Linked DNA regions of Mus musculus: region 2 is linked to region 1. Evidence: chromatin loops called from intact Hi-C (ENCODE). Cell type or tissue: left cerebral cortex. All regions are shown on one strand. Links, peaks and the distances in the headings refer to the core of each region. The heading gives the core; the rest is flanking DNA. Region 1 overlaps Yae1d1 (Yae1 domain containing 1). Region 2 overlaps Rala (v-ral simian leukemia viral oncogene A (ras related)).

Region 1 (15,676 bases), core at 4,299-6,798:
GAATAATAAAAAGCAAAGTACTAAAACTGACCTATTTATGTATTTATGATTAAAGATGTTCAATTTCATGAAAAAAATTGAAAAAAAAAAACAGTTTGTGCTAAACTGTAAAGAAATGAAACTACTTAGCATTCTAGGTAATGAGGACTTGGCCACATTTTCTCAAACTGTAACAAACTATTTCTGTCTGAACTGCAATTTTACTTGTTATTTACATTGGGATTTTTAAAAAGGGCAAAAAACAGTACTGCTTTGACAGGAACGAAATGCATAATCTAGCATAGACAGACTCACAGTCAGATTTTTGTTCCATGACCCAGGATCGGGAAAGGAGTTTTTCATCACTTTTCCCCACCTGAAGTTAATATACAACGCCTGACTGAGAGCCATCCAGGTAATTACCCCTTACTGACAGCTTCGGTTGCTGTCTAACCAGTATTTAGCTGTGCTGAAAGATGCATTCCTGAGAGACTGGCTGGAGGACCTTGTAAAGGCCCCTGGTTTCAGTCCCTGCTTAAAACGCACAGAACATTAAGAGATTGTGTCAGCAGAATTTGAAATAGTGTTGTAGATATACTAATTCATGCTTCAAGTATCAAAGTAACATTTGATGGCTGGGTTTTTATTTTAAAACCTCGTGGTACTAGGGATTGAACCTAGGACCTTTTGAACAATTCCCATATTGAAATGTCAAACCCACAGAATATTAAAGTCTTTCAAGTGTCAGTGTTGCTCTACATTGTATTTTCTATAGACATAACCATCTCTAACAGTGATAGCCACTCTTAAGATTTGAATGTAATCTTGAGATTTTTGTCTAGATATAACCTGATAAGATTCTCTAAATGGAAAATCCCTTGCCATCATTACTTGCGTAAAGTATCATTACACTAAAAGTCACAGAAGATGAAGTTGGGTATTAGCTGTGAGAGCTAGAGGGGTGGCTCAGTAGCTAAAAGCATCTGCTGCACACCTACTATCCACTTCAAAATTAAATGTGGTCCCAAGCATACATTAACCCCAGGGGCTTGGGGGACCTGGAAGATTGCAGGCACTTGCTGGCTTGCCCCAGGGAGAGTTTGTAAGATGCTGAGTGACCCTGCCCCCGAGTTATTTCTGATTGGTAAATAAAGAGGCCTGCTGAGTGGAAGAGACATAAGTGGGGTTTAGGTTTCATGGACTTGGTGTCAGAGGAGAACCATGAGGGGAAGAAGAGTACAAAAAGTGTGGTCCTTAGAGCTAGCCAATTGAAGTTTAAAATAGCCCAAATAAAACCTCATACATAATAACTCAGGGTTATCAATAAATAAATTTTAACAACATAGAGGATAGACAACTGCTCAGCTTTTATACTGTTTAAGTCTTATAAATATCTAAAAAATAAATGGTCTAAGGCAAGATAAATTCCTGGAGACATAGTTTCTACAACACAGAGGTTGCTAGGGGGACCTCTGATGCCCTCTATCTTCTGTGTGTGCAAGCAAAGACATATACCCATACACCACACACAAAAGGCTGTTGGCTTAGGGGGAGAAACTCTCTTGCTTTTTCAAAAAGTTCTAGAGTAGTTCAACCAGAAACAGTAAAGGAGAATCTACTTGACTGTTGCCTTTTGCTTTGCTTTCTATGCTGGGAGGCAGCCAGGTCTCATGAAGAGGCCCTAGGTGAATGTAGATGGGAAGGCAAGGGTGCCCTGCAGCTGTGACCAGAGTGTCATGGCCTGAGATTGCATCTGAAGTAAGTTACTTATGGCACTGACACATCTAGATCTTTTTAAGCAAATATGGAAGGGGGGCTTTCCTGACACTTAAGTCATTAGAACTACTAAGGCCACCAAATTATGATTTGCAGAGTAAGTAGCCAGCTGAATTAATCTACAAGCATCTTTATTTGCAGCCATGCACCACTTGCTGGGGATAGATTTTGAGAAATGTAACCCCGGGGAGTTCCATTAAACAAATATAAAAATATATAAAGTGTTTATGATGTCACAAAGAGATGGGGCCTTATGGGACCATATTATATCTCATTTTTGGCCAAAACATAACTAGGTGGCACAATGACTATCTGCCAAAGTGCTTGCTAACTGCTTTCATGGTAAACCCAGATAAAGACCAAATTGTGATTCTCACCCTATTCACAGTAAGGTTTTTATTGCTTTGTGCTCTAGTCTAAGACCTAGGGGAAATAGTTACATGTGTGTGTGTGTCTTTAACTTAATTTTTTTAAATTATTCCCAAGTTTGGCCAGTAGATGAAATAAACATATGCTGTTCATAAACTACCAGTCAAGACTTTGCTGTCTAGAAATCTCAAATCCCCATTGTGAAGATGCCACACCCTCATAGATGTCTTTTGTGACTACCAGACTTACAGAGTTGGATGATCTTGCCTCAAGTGCTTGCTGTCCACTCACCCTCTTCACACTGCCTCTTCCTAAGGTCACTGTTAGGCAAGGTCACAGCTGCCCCATCGCCGAAATGTTGTCAGACTGGCCACTTGCCTGTTCACAAAGTTAGCCACCCCTTCCCACCCCTACGCTTGCTTGCCTTTATTTTTGTCCTAGTTACTACTGTTCTTTATCATTCTGCCAATGCTCCGCTTTTTGCCCGTTTCTTAAATTTCTGGAGGTTTCATTCTTGGACCCTTTTGGTGTTTTGACTCTAATCAGATGATCTCCCCTCCCATAGTAACCACTGTACTAAGCTAGCAGTTCAGCTTCCATCTTTATCCCAGGCTCTAGAGCTAAACTTACACCTGCCAATTTCTCAAGTCTATTTCAGTGGTTTAACACAGCATGTCTAAGCAGACAGCCTATTCTTTCTACTCTTTCCTGACTCTTTGCAGTTTGTGTTTTGACTCTTAATGGCATCTGGACTCATCCAAAACTAGAAATCGTTAAATCTTCACTGGATTGTTTGTTTGTTTGTACTCTAGATCCAATTGAGTATTTTTATATCTTCAAAATGTTTTGAACTTGTCCTTTCATTCAAATAGACTTTTTTTTTAATTTGGTTGTTTTTTGTTTTCTGCATTCTTGTTCTTTGTTTTGTTTTGTCTCCCTGTTCCTGGATATGTTCCTGGATGGCCTCTGTGGCCTAGGCTAGCCTTGAACTCATGATCATTCAGTCTCTAACTTCCAAATGCCAGGATTCAGGCCTTACACCTGGCTTCATCAGCTAGTGAGTACACTTCACGCTAGCCTAGCCCTACTTCTGTCTTTTGTTGGACTTGTCTTTGCCTTCCTGAGATGTTTATAGACAGAACCTTATCTGGTTCCGTTTTTATTCAGGGTTAAATGCCCAGCACTTAGCATCCTATTCTGTACAGAGATACACAGATTCCTGCATAAGAGGAGAAAGTATGAGTGAATCTTTTAGCCTAACTGAAAATATGACTAGGGGTGTGGGATTCCAGAATACCTGTTTAGGATGTTGCTGCGTCTGGAGAAATGGCTCAGCAGTGAAGAGTACTGCTTGCTCTTCCCAGGGCCCAGTGTCAGTTCCAAGTATTCTCATGACAGTTCACAACAATCTGTAACTCCACTTACAGAGACTTTGATGCCCACATCTGGACTCCATAGGCAATGCATGCACCTGCTACACAGACACATCCATAACTTTTTAAAACTAATTTTCTTTTTCCATGTTAATGATAAAAATCCACATATCTGAAAATTTTCACCATCTATACCAGGATAAGTAGTAACATCAAGCAACAGCATTTAAGCATTGGTAAAATCCTTAAAAATTATACTGAGCTCAGACTGTAGCTCAGTAGTTGAGCGTTTGCCTAGCATATGTAAGGCCCGAGGTTTAATTCACTGTAACACCCAAAAGTTGTACTAATAAATAATATTATCATACTATAATGTAAATTTAAAACATAAAAATGTATTTAATAGTTTCAGGTATTAAAATACAGAAAGAAACTACACAGAACTAGATAGAAACAGGTTAATAAATGCTTAGCCTTCAGCAGGGTTCCTTGTATATGGTTTTACTAGCAGCAGTTGTCAGTAAAAGTCATAGTGAATACAGTGTCAGTATGCACAGGCCTTATTCTGAAAGCTTTTTTTTTTTAGATTAATTTATTTAGTCCATCTTAAAACTCTGTCAGAGAGAGATACATTAGCCAATGCTAGAGACAAGGAAACTAAGCTAAGGGACAGGCTGAGCAATTTAACCCAAACTCATAGCTCTGAAATGTGAAAGAAGTCTGGCCCCAGAGTTTGTGCTCTTGATAGATGCTCACTAATTACATGGTAGCAGTGTCAGTGTTTAATAGTGGAGCTAGGAGCTCTCTCTGTTCCCCTTGTTTTCTTCTGTCTACATTTCCTAAGTCTTCCCAGAGAGCAGTTGTACTGGGTTCTCAAGGGGAACGGCCCTGATATGATAAATTTGTCATTAAAGGATTCATTGTATCCGATTATACAGGCCAGCGATCACTTCTACATGTTGGAGAGGCTGAGAAACTGGTAGCTGCTCACCCTTAAAAAGGGTGCCTCAGCAGGCCAGGTCCAGCACTGAAGACCTGGAAGATTTCCAGAGAGCTGCTGGCCTTTAACTCACATTGGAAGCTAGGGTCTGATGCTAGGCCAGGGTGTGAGTGGTAACGGCAGCAACAGAAAGCACATTGACCAACAAGAAGTGAAGGCAGGCAAGCAAGCAATGCTGGTTTTTCTTCAGACTTATTATATCTGGGGTGCCACAAGAGGGTGTCCCCTACTCTTGGGGAGTCTTCTTCCCCCCATCTAATTCTTGAGAATGCCCTCAAAGACCTGCCCAGAGGCACATCTCTTACTTGACTCTAGATCCAGTGAAGCTGACAGAATTAACCATCACACTAATTAAACACTACTACAATAAAAATATTGTTCTGATAATGTGAATGACAACCAGAAATTAAAAGGAATGAAAGCACCTCAGAAATGTGCTACACATTTAAAAGAAGAAAAAAAAAATACCATTCCCCACTTGAAGGAGAAAATCTTGACCACCTCTGAAGTGATGCAGCAAATCGTGCTTGGCATATGTAAGAACTAAATTCTCAAGGTCCGGTTGATGTCACCAATTTTTTGATAATGAGTCTTGCTTTTATATATTCTGACTCAGTTCAAAATGGGGCTGTTAGGGGCTGAAGCTGTAGCTCCATGGTTAAAAGCATTTACGTTCAATTTTTAGAATCCACATGGGTTGGCTCACAACTCCCTATAACTCTGGCTCTAAGGGATCCAGTACCCTTTTCTGGCATCTGGAAACGCCAGAGATGGCACCTGTAGAGGAAAGCAGACTACACACATACATAAGAAACAATTGTTTCTAAAAGAGGATGTTTATGCACCATGCCATACTGCTACAGCTTTTTCCAAAAATAACCAAGACTTTCAAACTCTGGAATACTCCATTTTCTTGTCCTTTGATGTGTATTTGTATACAATTCACTATCAAAGAGTAAGGCCTTTGGATTGTTTTCAAAAGGCTGTTGAGTGAGTTCACAGCCACTGGGTGGCGCTGCTTCACCCTGCTGTATCCCTTTCCTTTGCCTGTGCCCTCTCTCACAAGGAGCTAGTGATTATCCCCGACGTTGGGCTGTACAGTTGACTCATTATAAGATTAGGCATATAGCGAAGGATTAGGAGGACTGTATTTACAAACAAAAACTAGGATGTCTGCCTACTTCTAACCTGAGAATTAGCATGGGCCTGGTATCCAATTTATCCCATAGCCAGCCTATGTCAAGACACTTTCCAAAAAAGTACCTTTTATTCTCCCAAACTGAGACCTAAAAGAGCATCTAGAGCCTTCAGAAGGAGACTATGTGAAGTTATGATTTCATGTGCATGAAGAGTCTACATGCTCGGCAAGATCAAAGTTTTCAAACACATCGAAGCCATCTCTTCTCTAGCTCTGGATCCTGCTTCTCTCTCACCCACACAAACAACTTTTTATAACGTAAAGGTAGTAGTAGACAACGTTTCCACCCACTCTAGTATTTCTCAACAAATCCACAACCAGATGCAATGCTCCTCACATAAAGGACACGTCATTCAAGTAACTAAGCTACTCACTTAGGAATTGCCCGGTCAGCATTATGGACGTATGTTCCCTGATGTTTATTTTTAATCACATTGTTCTCAGCAGTCTCTTACATTTACTGGGGGTGTGGGGTGCCATGGCCTGAATGTGAAGGTCAGAGGACAACTTGCTGGAGTCAGCTTTCTTCTCTCAGCATATGTGTCTTGGAACAGGTTCTCAATCTTAGTGGCATGTGTCTTTACCAGCTGAGCCATCTTTCTAGACCCCAGTACTCTTTAGTTTTAAGCATATGATTCTGTATACATTTTTAAACAAATTTTATCAAAATTTTACAATAAAGTGAGAGACTGGTTTGACAACAGTATTGATACCTCTTGCCTTTAAAGCAAAACTATACTGATACGATATTGAAAAATACAGTTTTTGTTATTCAGAAATACTGCAAGATATTTATCGCACATCAAGATGCTAAATGATGTATTATTGGCGTGCCTATATCAGGCTCATTTGATGTCTGGAAGTTGGCACCAAGTCCATCACAAGTCACACCTTTGTCAACTAGAAGAGCATTTCTCTATTATGGAACCAGAGGGACCCTTCATAAAGTTAGCGACAGCAGGGTAGGGTGTGTGTGTTCTTTAGAGGCTCTGAGGCCTCTGTCTCTCCAAGGGGAACATGATACTTTTGGCCATGTCACAGGCCGCTTTGTCTCAAGTGTGCAACCAAGGAAAAACTCAAAGTTGGGCAAAAAACGTTGCTAATGATAGAGTGTACTGTTTGTTGTTTTTAACAAAATCTCAAACATTTGATTTTACCAATAAAGACTCAGGAGCCAGATGCTGGGGTCAAAGCTGCTAGATCAGAGAGGCACAGAACGCACCCAGCTGACCTTCCTCCTCAGCCAACAGCCCAAAAAGAAAGAAAAGTTCTCTATACCTTCTCCAAAAACCCTCAAGCTGAATGCCCCACCCGCTACTTCCTGTATGTCTCTCTATCCTAAGTCCTGACTCCCTCTTCCTATGGTTTTCTCCCATAGTTTTCCCTGTCAATTGGTTACTTGATCTACTCTTGATCTATCCTATTTACAGTAAGCAGAAAGCTCTTGGAGAACTGAGCCATACCACAACCAGAAACAGGTTTTTCCAATAAATAGCACAATCTTGGGGTTCACAGTTCAAATATCCTGCAACAGTGTGCATTTGTGGCAAGAATGACTAGAGAAGGGGTCTGCAACCCTATAGGTGGAACAACAATATGAACTAACCAGTACCCCCAGAGCTTGTGTCTCTAGCTGCATATGTAGCAGAAGGTGACCTAGTCGGCCATCATTGGAAAGAGGCCCCTTGGTCTTGCAAACTTTATATGCCCCAGTACAGGGGAATGCCAGGGCCAAGAAGTGGGAGTGTGTGGGTAGGGGAGAAGGGGGGGGGCAGGGAGGGTATAGAGGACTTTTGGGATAGCATTTGAAATGTAAATGAAGAAAACATCTAATAAAAAATTTTTTAAAAAATGTAAATGAAGAAAATAAAAAATTTAAATAAAAACAAATAACATTCTAGAAATCGATGTGTTTTTTTTAATTTGGTATAAAAGGATATGTATCGATCCAGAAGTATTAATAAATACATTTGCTGAGAAATCCTGACTCTGGGAATTGGATTGAAGGGAGTAAGAGATTTGAAATATTAGTACAAATGTAATTCATTGTCATGTTCCCTATAATGGAGAAACATGAGAAACACACTAATAGATCAACAGTTTAAAAATTATTAGGCTGGAGCAGTAGGATTACAAGTTTAGGGCCAACTTAGGACAGATATGAAAAAAAAAACTGTCTCAAAAAAAGTATTGTTATAACCTACACAAGATTAAAAGGTACAAATTCACATTACAAGTTATCATTACATCAATAATAGAAACAAAAAGTTTGGGATATGTATTTAAATACAAGTCACTGTAAAATGCTGTAAAGGAACACAGATGCTTTATGCCCATTGCTTTATGTGTATTTTGTGCATAAATCTAGATAATTCTCAAATACAGTAATTCTGTATTGTTGTAGTGAGATTATAGGGCTTGGTTTATTAGAATGAATTTTAATGCACTGTGTTTATAGTAAGGAAAGAAAGGGCAGTACTATGGCTCACGCCTGTATACCAAAACTAAAGAACAGGAGACAAGAGGGCTTGAGTTCAAGGCTAGCCTAGGATGATCTGGAAGAAAAGCAAACACACTTACTTCAAAACACTGCATCAGGAAATGTTCTTGTAGAAGTGAAATATACGACTGGGAATCATGAAGTGTTTTGGTTTTTTCAATTATATCAAAATCTTAAGTTTACATCTTAGAATTTAATGGTGTTATTGTTTGGGTCATAAATGTCTCCCAAGTGTTAAAAACATTTGGACCTCAACTTTAAGAAGTTTAGAGTCCCCAAGTATGAGTCAGTCTGTTCCTTAGTTTTATGTCTACTTGACACAAAAGCAGAGTCATTTAGGAAGAAGGACTCTCAACTTAAAAATGCCTTTGTAAGAGTGGCCTGAAGGCAAGTCTGATGAGTATTTCCTGGACTAATTATTGATGTGGGAGGATCCAGCCCACTGTGGGTGTTGACACCCTGGGCAGGTGGTCCTAAGAAGCAGGTTGGGCAAGCCATGGGCAAGAGTGCCAGTTTCTACATCTAGGTTCCTGCTCTGAGTTCCTGCCTCCAATTCCCCTAATGATGGACTCTAGCCTGCAAGCCAAATTAACCCTTTCCTCCCAAAGATGCTTTTGGTCATGGTCTTTTAGCAGCAATAAAACCCTAAGACGGGCAGTATGTATTTGCCAGGCCTTTTACCATATCCCCAGTATACTTGCATTTTCACATTCACACACATTTTTAAGCTAAGTATTTCAAGACATCATCATCATAATTCGGGGTACAGAAAAAAATCAATAAAAAATTTAAATGGCCACAAGTTTGTTACTCAGTTATTGTGTATGGGGGGGGGTGGGCATCCTGAGGGAAGACTGAGTTTTGTTCCATGTGGTCTCAGCATTGAGTGACACTCAAACACTTACATAGACACAATTGTGAACATATGTGACCCAATTCTATTTAATCTGTGTATGCCAAGTGAAAAAGGTAGAAAGATTCTCTCCCCAGATGTCAGAAAGGCTTGGTAACAAATGATCAAAGGGTAAAATGGCCATGCAGACTTAAAGCAGCGCCTTTTTCTATTTCCAGGAGCTAAATAGTTGAAGAGACAATGTCTCTTATGGATTAAAATGTTTTTTCTTAATGCCACTTTAAGCCAGATTTTTTTAACTCTTTTTATTCATAACAAGACTAAATTACAATTTGTACTGCCCAAATACTTATGGATGTACACTGAAGTGTAGTAAGTAACCTACCAGGGCCTACAACCTTAAACAAAACTGATTCTTCTTCCCTTAGAAGCCATCAGTGTCAATAGCTTCTTGTCTAGGGAAATCTCTCCTCTGCCCATGTTGGAATGTTGACTGCATTGATATTTTCTCAGTATGTAAATAGGCACCAAGCGCTGCTGTATGATCACTACAAACATGAGTGTAGAGATTCTATCATGTCCAGAAGACAGTTTTGCTCTGGCCCTCCCTGGCTTCTGAGTCGTGCAATCTTTCATCCTCCTCTTCAATGCTGGTCCCTGAATTTGAGGAGAGTATGTGATACACATGTCCTGTTTGTGGTTGAGCACTCCACAGACACTTAATCAGTGTACTATGGCCAGTTCTGAGTTTCTTCATTAATTGCCCTCATGCACAGTGAAACTTCTATGATTGGGTCTGAGACTGCAGAAATCTAGAGGTGTAGAGATACTAATTTGGAGGTAGGTTGGATTACTTACCAGAAATAATAGTAGTAAATTCACTCCTGGAGTCTATGGACTCTCCAATTATGGGTTCTTGGCAAAATTTATATGCCAGGTAAATATTTCCTCATGTGGAACAGACCCTTAAATCCAATCAATAAGCAATTGGTTACTCCTGTTACATTTGTGCCACTACTGCATCCATGTGTATTTCTTGTCATCTGGGTTATTGCTGTAACTCAGAGTCACAGCTGGGTAAGCTATCGCTTTTGCTCTTGATTGCCCATCAAAACTTGATGGTAAGGTCCTATTTCTGGAGATATCGTGCTCATCGGTGGTAATGATCATGGAGTATTCTCTTTTGCTGGCAAGCTTTCATAGTACCAGATTGTGCTACGCAAGCTACTGTAGCCAGGGGCTACCACCATTGAGCATGGTTTGTTTTGGAAGTCTCCAAGATATCCATGACCAGTAAGTAACTTCAGGGAAGTTATCCCACACCAGGCACTAGGCTTTTTATCTGGCAACCTATGGTTTCTTGGAGTATTATTCCACAGAGTAACACCAATTAAATTATTCTTAATATCGTGGTGGTTAGAATATGAATTTCCTCCATAGCCTCATACATTTAAATGTTTAGTCATCCAAGAGTGGCACTATTTGAAAAGGATTAGGAAGTCTGGCCTTGTTGGAGTAAGTATGTCATTGAGGAAGGCAATGCCTTGGGGTACAGAGCTCTCCCACTGAGAATGGCTTAGGACACTGAAGAATCACCTCTGTATTACTCAGGGTCCTCTAGAGGGACAGAACTTATAGAATGTGTATATGTGTGTGTGTGTGTGTGTGTGTGTGTGTGTGTGTGTGTGTGTGTATGTGTGTGATATATATATATAGATATAGATATATAGATATACAAACTTTTGTAATTTACCAATTTTCTTTTTTTCTTTTCTTTTTTTTAAGATAATTTTAAATTCCAATTAAAACAGGCTGCCAATTTATGTATGTTGTGGGGGGGTGTTTATTGCCTAGCACTTCCAGTTATACATTGCAAAATAAAAATAAACCAATTTAGAGATCACAACTGCTCCCCAGAGGGAAACAAAAATCCAAGTTGTCTTTACTTTGGTCATCTCCCCCTTTTTTCTTAATACTTGCAGGTTGAATTAACACATTTATCAAACAGAGAACTGGCCACTGGCTAAATACTAGATCTGCTTTTCTCTAAACATTTCCCCTTTTCTTAGATTAGATATGGGAGGAGTGTCCAAAGAAAAAACTGCCAGCCAATTAACAAACCAAACAGCCAGAAGCCAAAACAAGTCAAAAGCTGAATCGAAAAAAGTCTTGAAAGCAAACAAAACAGATACCTTACACCAAATAATTTGAAAACAAACCAAAGGGAGTAAAACAGAAGACAAAGTATCCAACAAATAGGATTTTAAACAATAAGCTCTGAATGACCACAATGGATCTGTGACCAAAACTCAGTATGTCTGAACTCCAGATGCTGAAACCCCTGAGGAGACAGCATTTAATGGTTGGGACACAGGGACCTATTCTCCTGGTGTCTGGTGTAGAGACAGGTGATAACTCTAGTGAAAAGTGAATTATTCTTGAGGCTTTATGTTGGGGGCATAACTGTCAGTGAGAAAACACAGCTCTCACTTTGAGAATAAGGTAAGGTGTTCTCATGGTCTGAGAACTCAGATTCCGGTCGGGTTACCAGATAGGCCTTGGGTGCTTTCTGTCAACATTTTTAGTCTTGTGGTTGGTAAAAATCAGGGTGGTCTATTTGTACATTACATAATTTTTACCTAATATTCACAAAGATGTCAGCTCACATTCAACAGAGGGAGATAAATGGCTACTAAGGGCCTATGATGGCCCAAAATGATTTAACTATGAATTTGCAACATTGGAAATTAGTATGGAAAGCTGGGGAACATCTTCAAAACCCGGACAGTGAAAGCTGTGGTATGTGAGACTCCCACACGTGCTTTTTCTAATCTGAGAGTCCCGTCTCATGGGAGACTTCCCCCTTGATAGTCGTTATGGCTATCTACTTAGTGCTTCCTTGCTGATCGCATCACTAACTTAGTCTTATGTACAAATTAAGCCAAGACTTCCCATTTTTCCCTTGCCTCCTTCTAATTTTTTTTTGGGGGGGGGAGACTCAAACATTTACTTTTAAAATTTAGACATCGTTTAACTGAATTTCTGTTTTAAAAAAATACATTTTTGAGGGAACTAATGAAAGACGAAAAGCATAAAATGAAAGTGAAACAATGTGCAGAACTTTGTGTAGAAACTTAAATGTGTAGAAATGCAAAAAAAAAAAAAAAAACCAACAACAACAACAAAAAAAAATCCAAAATACTCTAACATGTTCAGTAGCACAAATGGCTTTTGTTATAAAATACTTTACACTGTCATTTTAGGTGGGACAATTAACTTACAAATTGATGACTTTTGAAAACTGATGGCAGTAGATAAAAATTCCTGCTATGTAACTTTCTATGCGACTATTTCAGTGGTAATATGAGTACATGTATTTTAGAATCCTAAATCTAAAATCAAAGCTACTCATTATTTGTTTTGGAAGAGCATTCTTAGACAGGTAAAGCATTGGTTCTTTCAGACTTAATATGCGATCTATGACTTCTTTCACATTATTGTGAAAACAGGGCTTCAGCGTTTAAATGTACATTCCTCTTGGCTACTGCTAAGGGAGGGCAATTTGTTTTGATCACTTACTCTGTTTCAAGCCTTTATGTTTTCCATAATTAAAGGCAATTCACTTAAGTGCCTGATATCTCCATTACCAAATAGGTTCCTGTTGCCCAGGAGGCCTATCAAAGGAACCTCCCGGGAAAGCACAGCACCCAAGCAACTGTGACCAGTCAGCTGAGCTGGAAGGGAAGCAGTATTTCAGGAAGCAACACTTAGAGGCAAGACCAAGGACAAAGTCGCTCACCACCACAGACTCACTGTGACTCACTAAAAGTCCCTCACCAACCCTTATGACTCAGACAGAGAAAACACTGAGTGAAAGATGGATGTGTTCTGATTTGTGGTTTGTGGTTGTTAAAAGCAGAAGTTCAGAGTAAAACCCAATGTGGTTTCTCTACAGTCCCATAAGCAAGGAAGTCATATATTTACATAGATCGGTGTGATTATTGATTAAAGATTTAAGTATTTTGTATATTAAATATTTACTAAGCCTCTGCATTAACACCAGGCTAACATAGTTAAGAGAGCCAACTTAACTCAAACGTTAATCATTTTTGATTACTAGAGATACTTTTAAAGAATTTTATAAACTTTAATTTGGGGGATGAGGGAGTGTGAAGGGATGTGCATGTGAGAACAGGGGCCCTCAGAGGCCAAAGGCCTCTGGAGCTACTTACAGGCAGTTGTGAACTGCCTGACTCAGAGGCTGGAATGATCTCAGGTTCTTAGCCAAAGCAGTACATGAATTAACCATCTTCTTAGCTCTGGAGATACTTTTAAGCAAATAATCATTATTAACACTAATTTTAGAGATTTTCTGAAATAAAGTAAAATGTAAAAAGGAAAAAAAAAGGTATGTTTTGAACATTTGAAAATACATCAAGCATAGGCATGAACAAGGACTCTATTCTTCTCATAGGACCATAGGAAATTAGCTCTCGTTTACAGACAATGGTCAGAATGAATCTCTATCTACCCCACTCCAAAATGGCTGTCTTAAACCCTGCAGTCTCTCAAAGCTATCCATGGGGGTGGGGGTGGGGGTGGGGGTGGGGTGCTGTGACCCCATAGAGGATGATGCACTCTGTTGTCAGCTCTCTTCCCTCCCCTTTCTTACTTTTGCAGTCATTCCGTTGTTTTGCTGTGACTTCCCAAACACACACACTTGTTTGTGTGGTATAAACAATAGGTATACATTTTCCCATAGCTGGAGGGGCTAGGAGTCCAAGATCAAGATGTTGTCTGGCTGCTGCAGAAGCCTCTGCCCCAACCTGAAGATACTCTGTTGTCAGTATGCAGTGTCTGGTCATCAGGCGTGGTGGCAAGTGCCTTTAGACCCACATGATAGAAAGTGAGAACCAACTCACAAGTTGTCCTTTGATCTCCACCAGAGCACCATGGTGCGCGCGCGCGCGCGCGCACACACACACACACACACACACACACACCCCTAAAATGTAAAACTGAGTTCTCTTTTAACAAAATAAATATTTTTTCTTTTCATAATGATACCATTAGTATCTGATTAAGAGTCACCCTCCATACCTCATTTGAACCAGGAAAAGCACCTCTGCTCCAATGTGATTGCATTTTGGGCTGGCATTAGAACTTCAACAAATACATTTAGTGAGATGAAGTTAATATAAATTTAGGGACAAAATTCAGACCAATTTAATACATCACATTGCTTGAAATTTTATTTCTGGGTTAGCTTTAGGAGACATAAATCATGGCACAAAACAGAAAGGAAAGTAGGATATTATCTAACACATTGTACAAAATGTGCTATTTATATAAAAAAAAAAAAGGTCTGCTGACATTAAATTATCTTAATTTTTAAAAAGAGTTTTAATGGCCTTTCTGTTGTGCTTTTTAGCTTTTAGTTTTATTTTTATTTGTGTATGTGTGTGTGTGTGTGTGTGTGTGTGTGTGTGTGTGTGAGAGAGAGAGAGAGAGAGAGAGAGAGAGTGTTTGCATATTTGTGCATAGGTGTGCCTGCCTGTACACTGGTGGAGGCCAGAATAGGGTATAGGATAAGGGATTCCTGAGACTAGAGTTACAGATGTCTGCAGGATGCTACATTTCTTATCCAGGGGCTGGGATCTCAATTCCAGCCCTTGTGATTGCACAGCAAGCATTCTTAACCACAGAACCATCATCCCAGCCCTCCAGGTTGTTCATTTGTTAGTTTTTAGTGTTTAGATAGCATCTCATATAGTCCAGGCTGGCCTCTAACTCCCTGTGCACCAGAGGCTGGACCTGAACCCTGTGCACCAGAGGCTGGACCTCCCCACTCCAACCTCCCGAATGCCAGGGTTAGACTGGTGTCCTTTTATAAAGCAGACATTAGGTTTGCAGCAAAATTGACCAAAATATTCTCTTCTCACATTCATTCTGTATGCAGAGACTCCCCATTTGTCAATAGCCTCAAGTGAGCATTTACGTACATTTTTTAACCTACATAGACACTTCATTACATTAGGGCTCACACGTGGTCCTGTACATTCTGTGGGTTTGAACAAATATGTAAGGGAATGTAATCCCCTATTACATTATCCAGAATACTTTCAGAGCCCTAAATAATCCTATTTATCCCTTCCCCCTCACCTGGCAATCAAACCTATTTGCTGTCTTCACATTTTTACCTTTTCTGGGGTGTCATATGTTTGGAACCATGGGGTATGCAGCCTTTTATCAAGTGCCCTCCCCCATTGTTTCCTGGCTGTGTTCCTGTCTATTTAACCCTGACAGTGTCCTGTTGTGGATGCATCACAGGCGTTTTCCATGTGCATCTACTGAAGAGCACCTTGATGTCCTCATGTTTTGACAATTATGCATAATATAAATGCTTACATGCATGTCTTGTTTTGTTTTTTGTTTTTACCACCTTTAGGTAATTTCCAAGAAGTACAACTGCTAGATCAGGTATTTTGTTGTGTAAGAAATTGCCAACTGTTTCCCCAAGTCAGTCACACTCTTGCAGCCCCACCAGCAGGGATGAGCCTTTCCCGATGGTTCCATGCCCTCCGGCACGTGGGCCATCCTAACTGTGAATGTGGGATCTCACTTTAAC
Region 2 (15,676 bases), core at 8,035-10,534, 95 kb after region 1:
AGAATGAGAGCTAGTGTCTTGAGCCCTAAGGACATGATTTCTTCCCTCCATCAGAATTCTAAAGAGTATACTGTTTCATTTGTCTTAGATTTTTCTTAATCCTCTGAGGACTCTGGAAAACAGGATGGCTGCAAACAAGCCCAAGGGTCAGAATTCTTTGGCCTTACACAAAGTCATCATGGTGGGCAGTGGTGGTGTGGGCAAGTCTGCCCTGACTCTGCAGTTCATGTACGACGAGGTAAGTGCCCAACCTCTCCTGAATAAAGCTTAAGCTTCCACTGAGGAGCCTCCACCCTAGCTGTAGTGGTATTTGGTAGGATTCCTTAACTCCTTGGAGCTCCTAATACTTTTTCCATTTTAAGTTGAGAGCCAACATCAGTAACTACTTAATTTTACAAGTCAAAAACTCATGAGCCAGTCTCTAGACCCCAGGCTTAAAAAAAAGGGGGGGGGGAGGCAGAAGCAGTACTAAAACTGTTCGTTCATTTGCATATTCTATACTGTTTATTTCTTATCTAGTCTTCTCTCAAACTCACCTTTGTATTAGCCCTTCCCTCCTTTTCTTAGGTTGGGATTTGAGACAGGGTCTCACTCACAAGTCTATATTGGCTTGAAAAGCTCAGGGCAGTTTGTGTGCCCCAGCTTCCCACATGTGAGATTGCAGGCCTGAGCCACCATGCCCACTACTAGTCCCTTTCCTGCCAATAAGGAAGCCAAACTAAGAACATTCATGTTTTAACTTTCCTAAAATAGGTAAGAGATTTTACTCTAATAGCTGTAATTACAGTGCTTTGTCAAAGTGACAACTGAAAACAAGTATACAAAACAGTTGATTACTAATTATGTACTAAAAACAGTAAAATGCTCCACAACATCAAATAAACCAGTCCTGAGGTTTCCCCAAGAGAAGTGGAACAGTTCTAGCTTCTTCAGTGTTTATCAAAACACAAAAGAAAAAAATAGAGGTCATCTTTGGGCAGCAGGTCAGACCCTTGCAGGCTGAGGAAGACAACAGCTTCAAACATGGAGGTAAGCATGCTCATGAATGTGGGGCTGGAGTAGACCTACCCACCCAACCTGCACCAGCTCCTCCTGATTTCTGCCAGCATGTCCAAATGAGCCCAAAACCAGCTGGGAATGTGGGTTGTCTCTGGCCCAGGCTTTCACCAGCCAAAGACAAGGCCAGGCCCTGGACCCTTTGACCATCAGCTCATCCCTAGGTGACTATGTGATCACAAGTATAAGCAAGCTGTGGTATACAGGTGACCCAAAGGCAGTCATGTCACAGGGTCTCAGCTGTGGTCATGCAGCCGAGAGTAGTTTGTTCCCACAGGGTAACAGCCAATCAAGTGGGTTAGTGTTGAGGTTGCTAAAGCAAAACTTACCCCAGACACATGCACCCTTCTGTGTGATGAAGTTTCTCATCTTGCTTTTTTTTTTATTTTAATGCACTGACTTTGTGTTGAAAACCAACCACCAAAATGGATCCTGACACTGATGTCCAGCCCTATGGCTCTGGGAATCAGGTGCCCTGACACCTAGCTAGATCCTTCCTTAGTACTAACAGAGAGTTGGTTCTCTTTTCATAATCAAAAGGCTAAGTAACATTGCATGGGGGCACCAGAAACGGTCTAGGTAGAAACAGAAACCATTTACATTAAATAAAAGCTTGGCTGTAGACTGTATGTACATGTGACCCATCCATGGAGACAGCTCCTACACCTAGGACGGTGGAGTCAGACTTGCAGCATGAGAAGATAGCTGAGGGCAGAGAAAAGGAACTGACTGGGGAAGGGTCTGGTTCACTTCTGCTTCCAGATTGATTAGACAGCCAGTCTGGTCCTCTATAGAACCAGCCCCACTGGTAGGGCAGGTGACCTGAATGTACCAGTTCCTGTGGCATAGAGAGTGCAGCCCCAGCCTGAGTGTGATTTCAGCTACACTGTGGCACTGGGGAGGTCCAGTTGGTATCTGCCTGTAGGCAAACACCAGAATAGCATCCCAGCTAAGCCTCAGCCAGGATCCTTATGAGCTCCTCGGAAGCCTCATTCGCACACCCTCTGTCATTGCTGTCTACTGTAGAGATCAAACCTCGGGCATTCTGTAAATAGTGGGATGTTTTTCTGGCTGCCCATACCCCAGATGGTGAAACTGATGTTCTTGTACTCAGCAGTCAACACCCTGAAACTAGTGGTGAGAGAATGGTGATTATTGCTTCACCACACTTCAGTTGTATGGTGGGAATGGTCATCAGGGTTTCACCATGCTGCAGTTTATATAGAATTCTTGACATTCCTGCAACATCCAGGCCCATCCTGAGAAGGTTTGTTTGTTCCTTTCTTCCTCTCTCTCTCTCTCTCTCTCTCTCTCTCTCTCTCTCTCTCTCTCTCTCTCCCTCTCCCCCTCTCCCCCTCTCCCCCTCTCCCTCCCTCCCTCCCTCTCCCTCTCTCTCTCTCTCTCTCTCTCTTTCTTTCTTTCTTTCTTTCTTTCTTTCTTTCTTTCTTTCTTTCTTTCTTTCTTTCTTTCTTTTTTTTCAAGAGAGGTCCTTGAAGAAGTTTACAAAGATATTTCCCATGCTGTTATACAGAGAGAAGTGATACTGGTCACAGACTTCAGCAGAGGCTGCTCAGACTGGGCATTGGTTTCACACTCACAGAATGGTGGGGTTCTTAGTGTTGTGTTGATTTATTTATTTTTATTTCATGTTCATTGGTTGGTGCTTTGAATACGAGTATGTCTGTATAAAGGTATCAGATCTCCTGGAATTAGAGCTGTAGACAGTTATGAGGTGCCATGTGGGTGCTGGGAATCGAACTTGGGTCCTCTGAAAGGGCAGCACATGCTCTTACTGCTGAACCATCTCTCCAGCCTCCATCAGCTTTTTAGCTTTCAATGGATGACTAAGCACAGTGTTAGAAAAAGTAATGGTAGAATGTTGGATAATACAGTTACTAAAACATTATGTTGTAAATAATTGTTGACTGTCTACCACAGTGATTCTCAACCTGTGGGTTACCTAAGACCATCAGAAAGCACAGATATTACAGTTCATAACAGTAGCAAAATTACAGTTATGAAATGGCAACAAAAATAATGGTATGGTTGGGCATCACCACAACATGAGAAACTGTGTTAAAGGGTCATAGCCTTAGGAAGATTTAGAACTGCTGCTCTACCGTGTACTATTTGCTGTTCTAGACTTAGCATGTATAGAACTGAGTATGTAGTAGTTTTGGGCCCCTGCTGTCAAAGGTAGATAACTAGTAACTTACATAAACATTAAGCAAATAATGAAAATGTTGATTAAAAGCCTACAATATGTGTGTGTGTGTGTGTGTGTGTGTGTGTGTGTGTGTGTGTGTGTGTGTGTACATAATAATGGAGTGAGGATGACGATGTTGTAAAGTCAGACCATCTTGTTCTGAAAGGCTAAGGTTTCTAGAGAGTGGTCTCCCCTGGTACTAAAACTTGTCACCTTTTAGAGAAAGGCATAGTGGTATTTATCTAAAATTTGGCTTATAAGTTATTTCCACAGCTTTGGAACCAAAATCTTGTTTTATTTAAAGTCATCTAGAGTGGGATTCTAAATTTGATAAAAAGTATATATGTGTAATGTGTTTCGTATGTATGGTATTTCTAGATTGAAAATGCACTAATTTCAAGGTGTAAACAGCCTAGAAGTAAGACTTCAACCCAGTCTTTTTGCAGATAAAACAGCTGACCAGTAATCTAAAATGAAAATTGGTACAGCTTTTACTATTTGGCGAAAACATGTAAAGAGTAGTGACTTCTAAATAAGATTTTGTTAAAAGTAAAAATAATTTTAAAAACGGATGTGTTTGTGTGTGTGTGTTTTGTAGTTTGTAGAGGACTATGAACCTACCAAAGCGGACAGCTACAGGAAGAAGGTAGTCCTGGACGGGGAAGAAGTGCAGATCGACATCTTAGATACAGCGGGGCAGGAGGACTATGCTGCAATTAGAGACAACTACTTCCGAAGTGGGGAGGGATTCCTCTGTGTCTTCTCTATCACAGAGATGGAGTCCTTCGCAGCTACCGCGGACTTCAGGTATGGCTGAGCCTAATCTCATGTAAACACACAACAGTTCTTCCCAGAAACAGGTGGATAACTGAAGTTTCTTGCTCGTTAATCGTTACTGTCTTGAATAGTGTCTTTCCACTTCAATATCAGTGTGTGATTCTGGCCGCTGTAGATATACACATATATATTCATTCAGGGCTTACAGTTGTCCAGGTGCTGGCTACGTTGTAGTTTCAAGTGCCCAGAGAACCTTTATGCCTTACTAAAGTGTTTCAAAGTAACATGTCTACTGGTGTGGTGGGATAGGGACCACAGTGATGCTCCACATCTTCTCTGCAATGGTCAGTTTCTCAGCACTTGTGTCATCCTCTTTATTATATAGGTGCCTAGAGTTTTTAAAATACAATAATCTTATCAACTAAATTTATAAAGTGAATCACTGTAGATTAGCATATTTGACTTTGTTCTACAGTATACACTGTGTACCTAATTGGAGTTTGACATAGGTTTGGTTTAGAGGAGATGACATCACTGTCTGTCTGAGAGCTATCGGCGTGAACCGTCTCTGAAGCAATCTTGAAAGTACTCAGTTCATCATACAAGTTGCTCTTTACTTACAGAGTTTTGTATCTGTGATTGGAGTTCTATCATGCAAGGCACAGGAGAAGCATGTGTTATACTCTACAGAATCCTGAATACATCCTCTAATCAGGGTTTGCAGCCTAGTTGTATATATAAGGCATGATACAAAACCCCTTTACATGGAGGGTAAAGTAGGAAGAGATCATGATAGAAGATCCAGAAAGGGAAGGAAGGCATTCAGAGAACATTATAAAAAAGATGACCCTGGGAGAAAAGACGATATTTAAGTGTTGGAACACTTATATACTTGAAACTCGAGAGCTCTTAAAGAATCTTAGAGAGCAGTCTTCCCCCACGCACCCCAAACAAAGGCATGTGGTTGAGAAAATGCACAAGATAAACTGATCTATAAGATCAAATCTGTTGGTTTCTGTAGAAGAATTTCATATGTGATACTGCATAGTGGATGACGGATCCACTTGGAATCAGTGAGACGTGGAAAATTATATAAGTGCTAATACATGCTCTTTCATTCTTCCAGAAGATACCAAAGAGTTTATTATGAAGCAGGCATTGCTGTTGATAATGGAATAGGATTTTTTTTTTTCCATAGCTATGGTTGACTGGGAAGTCAGGGTAATTCGTTGCTTCTCTGTGTACTTCCAGTGCAGTTTCCTTCCCATAAAGAAGAGCAGCCCCAGTGACTCATCAGCACCAAGAAAGTCAGTTTGAAACAGTCTGACTGGTAACAGACGCCACTCTCCATGATTCAACCTGAAAGTTAGCACCAGAGCTGTCCCTAAATACGTCCAGCCTTCACCCTTCCTGCTCATCTGTCACCAAGGCAGGCCATTGCTTCCCATCTCCTTAAATGTGCTTGCGACACTAGTATCACACTTACCATACCACACTTTTTTAAATGTGTGTGGGAGTTTTGCCTGCTTGTATGTCTATGCACTGCGGGAGCCAGAAGAGGGTAGTAGATTCCCTAAAGCGGAAGTTCCAGTTTTTAGCTACCAAGTGTATGGGAATAGAAGCCTGCCCCTCTGGAATAACAGCAAGTGCTCTGACCCTCTGAGCCATCTCTCCAGCTCCACACTTATCCAGCCTTTTTACTGAACTTACACATTTTTTTTTCTTACCAGGAAAAAGTCTTTCTCAAGAACCCATTTCTTTCTTTCTCACACGTACCGTTTATAATCATATAACAGTGTAACATGTGGCTGATTGACACTGGATTTGAGAACTGTGAACTTTTTACCCATTTCTTTCTCCCATGCATGGTTTATAATCATATAACAGTGTAACACGTGGCTGATCGACACTGGATTTGAGAACTGGGAACTGTTTGGACCTACCTTTCCTTACTTCAGAAATAAAATTGGGCCAAGTTTTAAAGGGATTGTCATATTTTAAAATTTCTATAGTAATGTCTGAACTTGAACTGGACTAACATGTAACAGTAAGCCTGGCAGTAGGGTAGCACATGGGCATCTGTGCTGCAGAGTAAATGTGCGGCCTGAAACCATGAGACTCTGCCTCTCAAAAGAGATTTTGTTTTTACCAGCCCTGGTAACAAACTGTGATGGGCCAAAATTCTGCACATGTTTGTGTTGCTATAACTCAGCATCTCTTAACAATTTCAAAGGTATAGCATGTCTATGATAGCTAGGTACTCTAAGGTATTTATTTTGTTTCTTATTTTAAATGTTTAATTCTATCTCTTTGTCTATTTATTTATTTAGCGTATGGACATACGCTGCAGGACACATTGTGGGAATCCATGCTCTTCTAGCATATGGGTCCCAGAGAATGAGCTCAGGTGGTCTGCCTTGGCCACAGACGCCTCTGCCAGCTGAGCCATTCAGCCAGCCCATGTGTCATCATTTCGAAAGTGAAAAGGCCAAACGTGTTTTCAGATACCTGTAACTCAAGTTCTCTGTGATACTGAGGCAGAAGGGTCACAAGTTCAAAGCCAGGCCACACTGGCAACTTACTGAGACTTCTCTCAAGAATGAAAGGAATTGGGGCTGGAAAGATGGCCAGTGGTTAAGAGCACTGACCGTTCTCCCAAAGGTCCTGAGTTCAAATCCCAGCAACCACATGGTGGCTCACAACCATCTGTAATGAGATCTAACACCCTCTTCTGGGATGTCTGAAGACAACTACAGTGTACTTATATATAATGATAAATCTTTAAAAAAAAAAAGAATGAAAGGAATTGAGGACATAGCTCAGTAGAGTCACTCTTTTTTTTAATAAATTAGATTTTATTAGTGTTAATTTTTTCTTTTTTTCTTAATTTTTTTATTATTTAAATGCATTTATACATCAAACATATTAATAATATTGAGTATTTTGAGAATCAAATAATATATAAAAATTATTTTCAACTTTTATATTTATATCCTTTCACACCCTAAAAATATCACTACTGAATATTTAATCCTGTCTATAACTGAGGATCATATATCTAATGTTGAATACTAAATTGTTTCAAAACATACAAAATATTCTTTGGGAATTAAGCAAAGTAAAAGAGCATAAAATATTAAAAATGAATCATTAAGAAATATATTCAAAATCCTTATATGATACCACATGACATAGTGTGAGAGTATTTAAAACACATTATATAGCGCTTTCATAGTGTGCGCAAAGCCTGGGATTCAATCTTATGACCTTAAAATAAATACACAAGCTAGCTAGGCATCTTGCTCCAGTAATAAGGCGCCTGTGACTCATTCTATACTTGACTGTGTACCACACGCAGTTATAAGCACAGCAACAGTGTGAGTATCGATCGCATTGTCAGTCCACCTTACATATGAGGAAGCTGAGGCAAAGAAGCACCTTGCTCAGAATCACATGGCTAGGAAGAGCAGAGTCATAGTACTTTACAATCCGTGATACCTTGTAACACATGACATCTTTGTATTCAAGAGCTATCTATGGAAATCTCTGTCTGTGTGGGACCTTTGGAGTGTAATTAGAGTAGTGCTATCTATCTCTGAAAGCTTCTTCCACAATATCAGTTTAATTAAGAGAAAAACTGAGAGACTCAGTCATGTTCCTCTAATCTTTCAAGCTCCTCATCACATCAGGATAGTCTGAGAGTCCACACAGCCTGTTGGAATGTCGGGAAGCTAAGTGCTGAAGGAGCGCTTGGAGCAGAAAAAAAAAAAAGATGCTGTGCACGAATGCTTGTGTCAGGACATTTGCCTAGTGTCCCACACCGAAAAGAAAACACTAAAATAAATACAAATAGCAGGATATGAGTTTGGATCTGGATTGTAAGTGGTAGGTGAGGGTAGGTGAGTTGCTGATGCACAAAATGTGCTCACACTTACAGCAGCAACCAGGGAAAGCCATGGCTCCTGCCCTGGAGCCCGTCCTCACGGCTTTTCTGCTACTGCCATGCTGGCGTTTCCTACTTTGCTGTAGTTTTCTATCCTTAGTTAAGGGAATATATATCTAAATTAATTGTTGGCAGGTAACAGATGAACTTGGTACTATCTAGAAACATGCTTGTAAATAAATTCTGATTGCAGATGGCTAGTTGTTATTCTGAGGGGTTTGTTTGTTTACTTGTTTTGGTTTTAGATTTATTTTATATGTATGAGTCTTTTTGGCCTGCATGTAACTATGTGCACCGTAAGTGTGCCTAGTCCCCACAGGAATCAGAAGAGGGCATCAGATCCCTTGGAGCTGGTATTAGGAATGCTTGTGAACCATCATGTGAGCACTGGAAACTGAACCTGGATCCTCCGGAGGCAAGAGTGACACATGCTCTTGACTGCTGAGCCATTGCTCCAGTCCCTATTATGTGATGTTTAATGTACAGACATTGTGTTAATACTTTCTTGCTTGCTTTTACTTATCTAGGGAGCAGATTTTAAGAGTAAAAGAAGATGAGAATGTTCCATTTCTCCTGGTTGGTAACAAGTCAGATCTAGAAGATAAAAGGCAGGTTTCTGTAGAAGAGGCAAAAAACAGAGCTGACCAGTGGAACGTTAACTATGTGGAGACGTCTGCTAAAACGCGCGCCAACGTTGACAAGGTAAATTGTTCTCATTGTTACTGTGCCATGTATCTAAAGGCCCTGTTACCCTACTTTAATCTAGACTCCAGGATCCAAACTATAATTTAGTACAGTGATTTCATTTGTTTGTTTGTTTGTTTGTTTGTTGTTTTTAGTTTGCTTTTATTTATTGAGGGTGGGAGGGAGCCGTAGCACACTTGTAGAAGTCAGAGGACAGTCTCTTTTCTCCTCCCACCATGGATTAAACTCAAGTCCTTGGGCTTGTGGCAAGCACCTTTACCCACAGAGCCATTTCACCAGCTCTGACAGACTGAGTGTATCATCTGTAAATGTTTAAGTAAGACAGTAGAAATTCACCTTGTCTTGGGCCTTCTCAGATATAAGAACTACAGACAAGCGTACTTTTTTAAGTCATCAGAAGTCCTCATCCCACTCACTGCCTTCATTTTTCATGGCATTGTATAGTGTAAAAGCAGCTCTAGATCCTACCGTGCCAGCACTGTGTGTGCTCTGACTGATGCCTGCCTAGTGTTATGTAAGGCCTCTGAAGGGAGGGTGCCTTCTGGATGGAACCCTTTCCAGGATTAGGGGAGATTATCTTCAGGGCTGAGATGGCTCTGGTGCTTGGAGACTCCCAGTGGGGTTCTCTCTAGAGGCGCCCCTTAAACCCAGTGTGCACCCAGTTGTCCTGAATCCTAACAGGCACACAGCCTTAAGGCTCACCACTAAGGATTTTGCTTCATTTGTTCTAGAATCGGAATATGCATTTCTAGAAAGCTTACATTGCTCTGGGTGGCAGTGAGCTTTTGTAGTTCAGTCTGCTTATACTTAGAGGTCCATAATACTGAGTCAGGAAGCATGAGGTTGGTCAGCCATAGTAGAGGCAGGCAGCTGTCTGTGAGGTCAAAGCCAGCCTAGACTACATAGTCGCAATGAGAATATGTCTTAAGAAGAAACACATGCACACAAGAAAAGAAAAAATTTGAGGCAGAAAGCATCATGAGATAAAGAAAAAAAATCAGAGGTTCTTTCTGTTCATTTATAACAGATATTATGGCTGTGTTGTCATGATTAAGGTTTTTAGTAAGGTGGTCAGACTTAGTACTTGGACACAGCGAGTCCTACAGTTTTTCTCTTCCGTATACTGTGCTGGTTTTCTGTAAGATTATATTAAATATTTGTAAAGTTCTTATAAAATGTATTTTAATATTCAATATGAGGGAGTTTTCAAAGCATAGGCTTATCTGTCTTCCTAATTGTCCTAAGACACTTGTGAACACACTAAAAGTGACTGAGAAGAAGGGGAGAGGGGCAGAGAGGCAAACAGAGGCAGTGCACAGAGATGAGCCATGCTGTCACAGCCGTGTCTAGTCAGCTGACCTCAGAAGAAGCCAGTTGGGATCAGAGCACTCACAGGATAGCGAGAAGACAGCCAGCAGTCCAGCAAGAGTGCAGCCCAAATGCATTACCAGAAAAAAGGGGACATGGCCTTAAACTTAAAAAGGACTTTGTCTTACTTATAAAAACAAATGTACTGTTTAAAAAATATAATGTCATATTTTTTAGCCTGTCTCGTTAGGAAAAAAATGAAAGTATATTATTGGCAAGAAATGTACAAAAAGCCTCATATTTATAGAAGGGCAATGTGGTCATTATCTCTCAAAAGTGTGACCCAGCACTTCAGATTCTAAAAGTGTATGTTGTCCTAGTGTGGACAGGGAAAGTAGCACAAATCCCATTCCTAACCAAAAAGCTATTTGTAATTGAGTGGCTAGGAAAGAAAAATGCAGTTTTCCCCAGTGTGCCATCACTGCTGTGCTAACCTACACCCAGGTCAGGTCCTGGGCTCAGGAGCAGTTGGCCAGCACAAGAGCGGCTCAGTAGGTTTCTCTGTGCTCTCTGTTTTGTTTTTGTGCTTTTCATACTATTTTGTCTTTGGGGGTGGTTTGTTTGTTTGATTTTTTTTTTCAGAGAGAAAGAATAAAGTTGGGTTGGCAGGGAGGTGGGAAAGACTGGGAGGAGTTTCAGGAGAAAAAGATTATGATCAGAATATTATGTGAAAAAAATTAAAGTCCATTAATTCAAAAGTATTAAAATAAAAATTAAAATGTATTTTCTGGAAAATTATAATACACATATAAATATATTTACAACGGTAGTAATTGAAACAGAATTTATAGATGCGAAAGACCAAAGCTACGTGTGTCCAATGACAGACTTGTTTTAAGTCACAATGAGTCCTTATACTGAACCCCACTACTGAAAGGAAAAATTGCATTTAACCACTGAGCCATCTCTCCCCTGGCACCCACAGGTTTCCTACTACAAACAGTACTTCACCAAACTTTCTGAGGTTATTAGAAAAAGATTCTTCTTTATCTGAGGTGACAAAGTACCCACCACAGCAGTGTGCTTTATAAGACAGTTTTCTTAGTCTTTACCAGCCCAACTAAGACAGCCCTAAAAACTTGCAAGAGGGCTGGTGAGATGGCTCAGTGTTACTCTTCCGAAGGAACTGAGTTCAAATCCCAGTAACCACATGGTGGCTCACAACCATCCGTAATGAGATCTGACGACCTCTTCTAGTATGTGTGAAGTTAGCTACACACCAGATATAATAATAATAATAATAATAATAATAATAAATTTTTTTTAAAATTGCCAGAACATGGTGAACCCTGATTACCGATGAGACTGCATGTGCTTTGATTGACTGATTGATTGACCCAGTCATCTGCCCATCTGAAGTCTTTCTGCCCATCTGCCTAATGGCTTACATACCTTTTGATTTGTGTCTACTTTAGAATAATAACATTAATCTTCTGTCCACTTCATTTGCTGTCATTATTGTCTCCTAGTCTGTTACATGTCTTCATGTGGCATACTTTATCTTTCACCATGGGAAAAATAGATTATACTGTCAGATTTTGATTATTCTATTTTGTGATTTCTGAATTGTGTAGCTTTCTTAGAGCTTACAACCATTCTAAGCTACATGTATACACACATATACACACAAATTACTTTCTTTGTGTATTATTTTTTATAATAGTTTCTTGGTTCTCTTGACAATTTAATAGTCTCAAGTGTGAACTCAGGGCCACTAAATACTTAAAACTAGAAATACTGGTGAGGGCAGTTTTTATTTTTTAGCCACAGATATTTTAAGTCAAGCGTAAACCTGTGAGTTTGTTTTGTCTGTCTTTATTTTTATTTATGTGAAAAGGTATTTTCTCTGGTCATTAGTGTGGAATTAGAAAGCCAAATTTCATAGGCATTGGGTTGCCCTAAAATGAGAAAAGAGGGTGGAGCCAGGAGAACAAGATAGATAGCCTGGGAGGTGGTTCTGCTATAGGGGGAGTGTTTACCGTCTCCGGGGGTGGGGGGTGGGGAGGGGGGTGTCTGTCTTCCTCTTCCTTGGTTAATGTTTGTTTCAGTTGGCGCTTGAAACAGGACTTAATTCATCAAGTTAGCTGATGCCAACTTGAAATGTTTCCTGCCATGTTTTCTAGTTTGGGTGACTTCTGAAAGTCATTGACTTGTTGGAAAGTTAAGCCTTCTATGTCCTTTTCCTAGTGTACTATATATGTCTGATACAGTGCTGATACAGAGACCAGTACTGGAAGACTCTCACTGGCCAGAAAGGGGGCTTCCTGCTAGAGCTAGTCCCATCTGAATTGGAAGCAGGGGCTTCCAAAATCCCTGGGAGAATTTGAATCCCAACATTGTGGTCTATGGCATTGTGGTATTTCAGCCTTGTATGCTCTCCAGTCCAGAATTTACCTTTTAAACATCCATTCCCTTGTCTATTGAGGCACTAGCATTTTATAGCTTCCTCACTTTCTCACCTAACTGTTACATTTATTGCTCCAGCTCAAAAAATCAGCTATTACCCAAGAATCCCATTTGATGGATTGTTAGTCGGCAGCCTCAACCTGAGAATATTTGCTCATTACCTTCTGGTTATTACCTCTTTGTGGCTTTTCATTGAACAGTGCCAGGAAATCGTTTCTAAAAATAGAAGAAAAGCTCATGAATTCACGCTGTTATTACCCATTCAGATTTTCTATCACAGATCCTTACCTCTTTGAGGTAACACTCATCCTGGAAAGCCTGGCTTCCAGCAGACATTTGTATTGTCCTCCAGTGTGTGAGTCACTTTCACAGCGTGATTCTTGAGACTTGTTTGGCTTTGTTTTTGTTGTTGCTGAGGTTCTGTATGTGTATGTGAGTTCCTGTGCACGCACACACACGTGTGTGTGTGTGTGTGTATGTGTGTGCGTGTGTGTGTGTGTATGTGTGTGCGTGTGTGTGTGTGTGTGTGTGTGTGTGTGTGTGTGTACGTACATGTTGGTATGAGTGTGTGGTATGTTTTTGTATGTGTATGTAGATATAGGTGTGTGTGTGTGTGTGTGTGTGTGTGTGTGTGTGTGTGTGACTCAGAATCACAGGTAGAGTTTCTTGCATGCTAGGCATGATGGTCCTACTTGTTTGAGTTTTATTTTTATCTTTAACACCTAAGGTGAATTTTCCATATACTGTGTTCTAAAGACCCCTGAAATAATTTTTTTCTCTACATGATCATATCATCAACTAGGAATTTAGTCATTGTTTCCAGTTTCAAATTTTAATGAATTTTTGTGTTTTATTTATGGTTTTAGTGGACAAAATTGTAATTTTCCCAGGTGGAAATGTCATTCAGAGGTGCTCGACAGTTCTGATGTCCTCCGTTGCTCTTGAAAATAGTGTTCCTGCTAGTCTAGTTAGTGTCTGGTTCATCCTTTGATAGCTTTATCTTTACAAGTCCAAGCAGATGCACACGCACTCCCTCCATACAAGTACCTTCTCCATACATCTGCACCTGGCAGTTCTCCAGTTAGTTTCCATTGAGAGCTAAAGGCATAATAAGAAAAGCATGTCAGACACTATAGTCTTTGTCACTTGTGCTGTATATATGAGCACACATATTTCTTGTTTGTTTCTAGTCTTATTGAAGGTAGAAGGTTTTATAGTTTAGTTTTTAATTCCATAAGTAGTAATTGAGTTTCTTGAGAAGCTTGGCCAGGTGGTTGGTGAGTTCAGGGTAGGCAGCAAGACTCTAAGGACCAAACAGAATGTAGAACTGTGGACTGTGAGAGCTACCCTCCCTCTTACACTTAGCTTATTATGTAGAACTGTGGACTGTGAGAGCTACCCTCCCTCTCACACTTACCTTATTATATTTTTCTAGGTCTTTCTTTGTTAGAGAACAGATTTGTAGTTGAAATTTAATACCTCAGTTATTTCACTAGCAATTTTTAGTTTCCATGTTAATTTTTTCATTATAAACATAATCATCACCAAATATAAGTTAGCAAAATAGATTTATTGATCACAGAATGCTCATTACATGGTCTGGAGAGATGGCTCAGCTGTGAAAACCACTGGCTGCTCTTGCAGAGGACCCAGGTACAGCGCCCAGCACTCATGACAGCTCACAACTGTCTACAACATCAGTTCCAGGGGATCCAGTGCCTCTGGCCACATCAGGCACAGGGCACACCATTGGTACACAAACATGGGGTACACTGGCACACATACATACATGTATTTAGGCAAAACACTCATACACATAAAATAAAAATAAGTAGCCTTTCAAAAGTATTTTATGTAATCCTTTGAGTCTTATCTTGGGCTCTGCCATTACTATATAGCACTATTTTCATTTGAATCTTGAAAATTACAATAAATAGGTGGGGTTCGTTGTACAATTTACCATGAGGTGTATGTCATTCAGAAAAGCTGCTATTTTCTCAAGTCTCAACTTCCTTGTGTGCTGTCCTCTGCCTGCATTCAGCAGCAAGCCCACCGAGGGACAGCAGCTCTGTGACTGAGCGTTTGCCATCCTGTGCTGGGCCCAGGCTCCCACCTGGGGAAGAGCGGATTCTTAGACAGGATTCTTTGATCCCCAGGGTTTGCTGCTGAGATACAATCATGAATTCATGCCGTTGCTGGTTTTATTTACTCTACTTTCTTATTTCTAGGTATTTTTTGATTTAATGAGGGAAATACGAGCCAGAAAGATGGAAGACAGCAAAGAAAAAAATGGAAAAAAGAAGAGGAAAAGTTTAGCCAAGAGAATCAGAGAAAGATGCTGCATTTTATAATCAAAGCCCAAACTCCTTTCTTATCCTGACCTGACCATACTAATAAATATAATTTATAAGCATTGCCATTGGAGGCTCAATTGACTGAAATTACTTTAACATTTTGGAAATTGTTATGTATCACTAAAAGCATGAATTGGAACTGCACTGGAAGTCAAATTCACTTAAAAAAGAAATTGTGTGGCTTCACCAAGAAGCAGAGTTCAACTTATTTCATAATTGCCTACATTTATCACAGTCCTGAATGTAGCGTGTAAGCTTGGTTTTTTTTTGGGGGGGGGGCAGTCTTTCTCAAACTGTTAATCAAGAGGTAAGATGGGGGCGGGGAAGAAATGACCATTTCCTCTGGTGTTTATTATAAAGCTTAAATTTTATATTATTTTAAAATGTCTTGGTCTTCTACTGCCTTGAAAAATGACAATTGTGAACACGATAGTTAACTGTACTACTTTTTAAGCTGTTGTTATGCAAATCTTGAAGAAGTTACTGGCATGGTTGTTGCATATAGTAAAACTGAGAGTAATTCACCTGTGAATCTGCATATTAATTACCTGATGATTAACTTAGAAAAGAGATGGGAACTTATTATACATGGACATTTTTGAATATGCCTTAATTTAGAAACTGAAAAATAATCCAGTGACATCATTCTGGGTGTGTTCTCACTAGCTCGCGGGGCCACTTGCTGCCCATGTGACGAATAACAGAAGATCTTATCTTGCCAGGCCGTGGAGAGCTACAAGAAAGATTCCTGAGAAATGTCCAACTGCTAGGAGTCTGACCAAATTACAGATGTGTGCCATACTCTGGTTCTTAGAGTTCCAGAGCTCCTTCATTGGTTTTAATAAACTCTAAGGTAGTTAA

Evidence for each region. A loop is a pair of places that touch in the nucleus more often than their neighbours do. Peaks named below come from ENCODE experiments on the same cell type or tissue, not always from the same donor. Only the 100,000 strongest peaks of a DNase experiment are listed, where the experiment ranks them.
Region 2: it touches region 1 in a loop (2.1-fold over the local background); 4 of 42 quality-filtered maps call a loop at or near these places.

The regions. Positions count from the first base shown.
Region 1 is chr13:17,973,250-17,988,925 of GRCm38, reverse strand. Yae1d1 (Yae1 domain containing 1) reads left to right here. Exons shown (of 3, transcript NM_025904.3): 3 at 1-2,286. Among named protein-coding and RNA genes, the nearest start is that of Yae1d1, 12 kb to the left of the region's middle. In left cerebral cortex, for the core only: a CTCF peak has its summit at 5,500 (motif pointing right); a DNase peak (open chromatin) is centred at 5,509.
Region 2 is chr13:17,881,515-17,897,190 of GRCm38, reverse strand. Rala (v-ral simian leukemia viral oncogene A (ras related)) reads left to right here. Exons shown (of 5, transcript NM_019491.5): 2 at 89-238; 3 at 3,861-4,069; 4 at 8,510-8,684; 5 at 14,690-15,676. The coding sequence starts at 125. The coding sequence ends at 14,812. It also overlaps the pseudogene Gm18362. Among named protein-coding and RNA genes, the nearest start is that of Rala, 55 kb to the left of the region's middle. In left cerebral cortex, for the core only: no CTCF peak of the experiment used is centred there; a DNase peak (open chromatin) is centred at 9,160.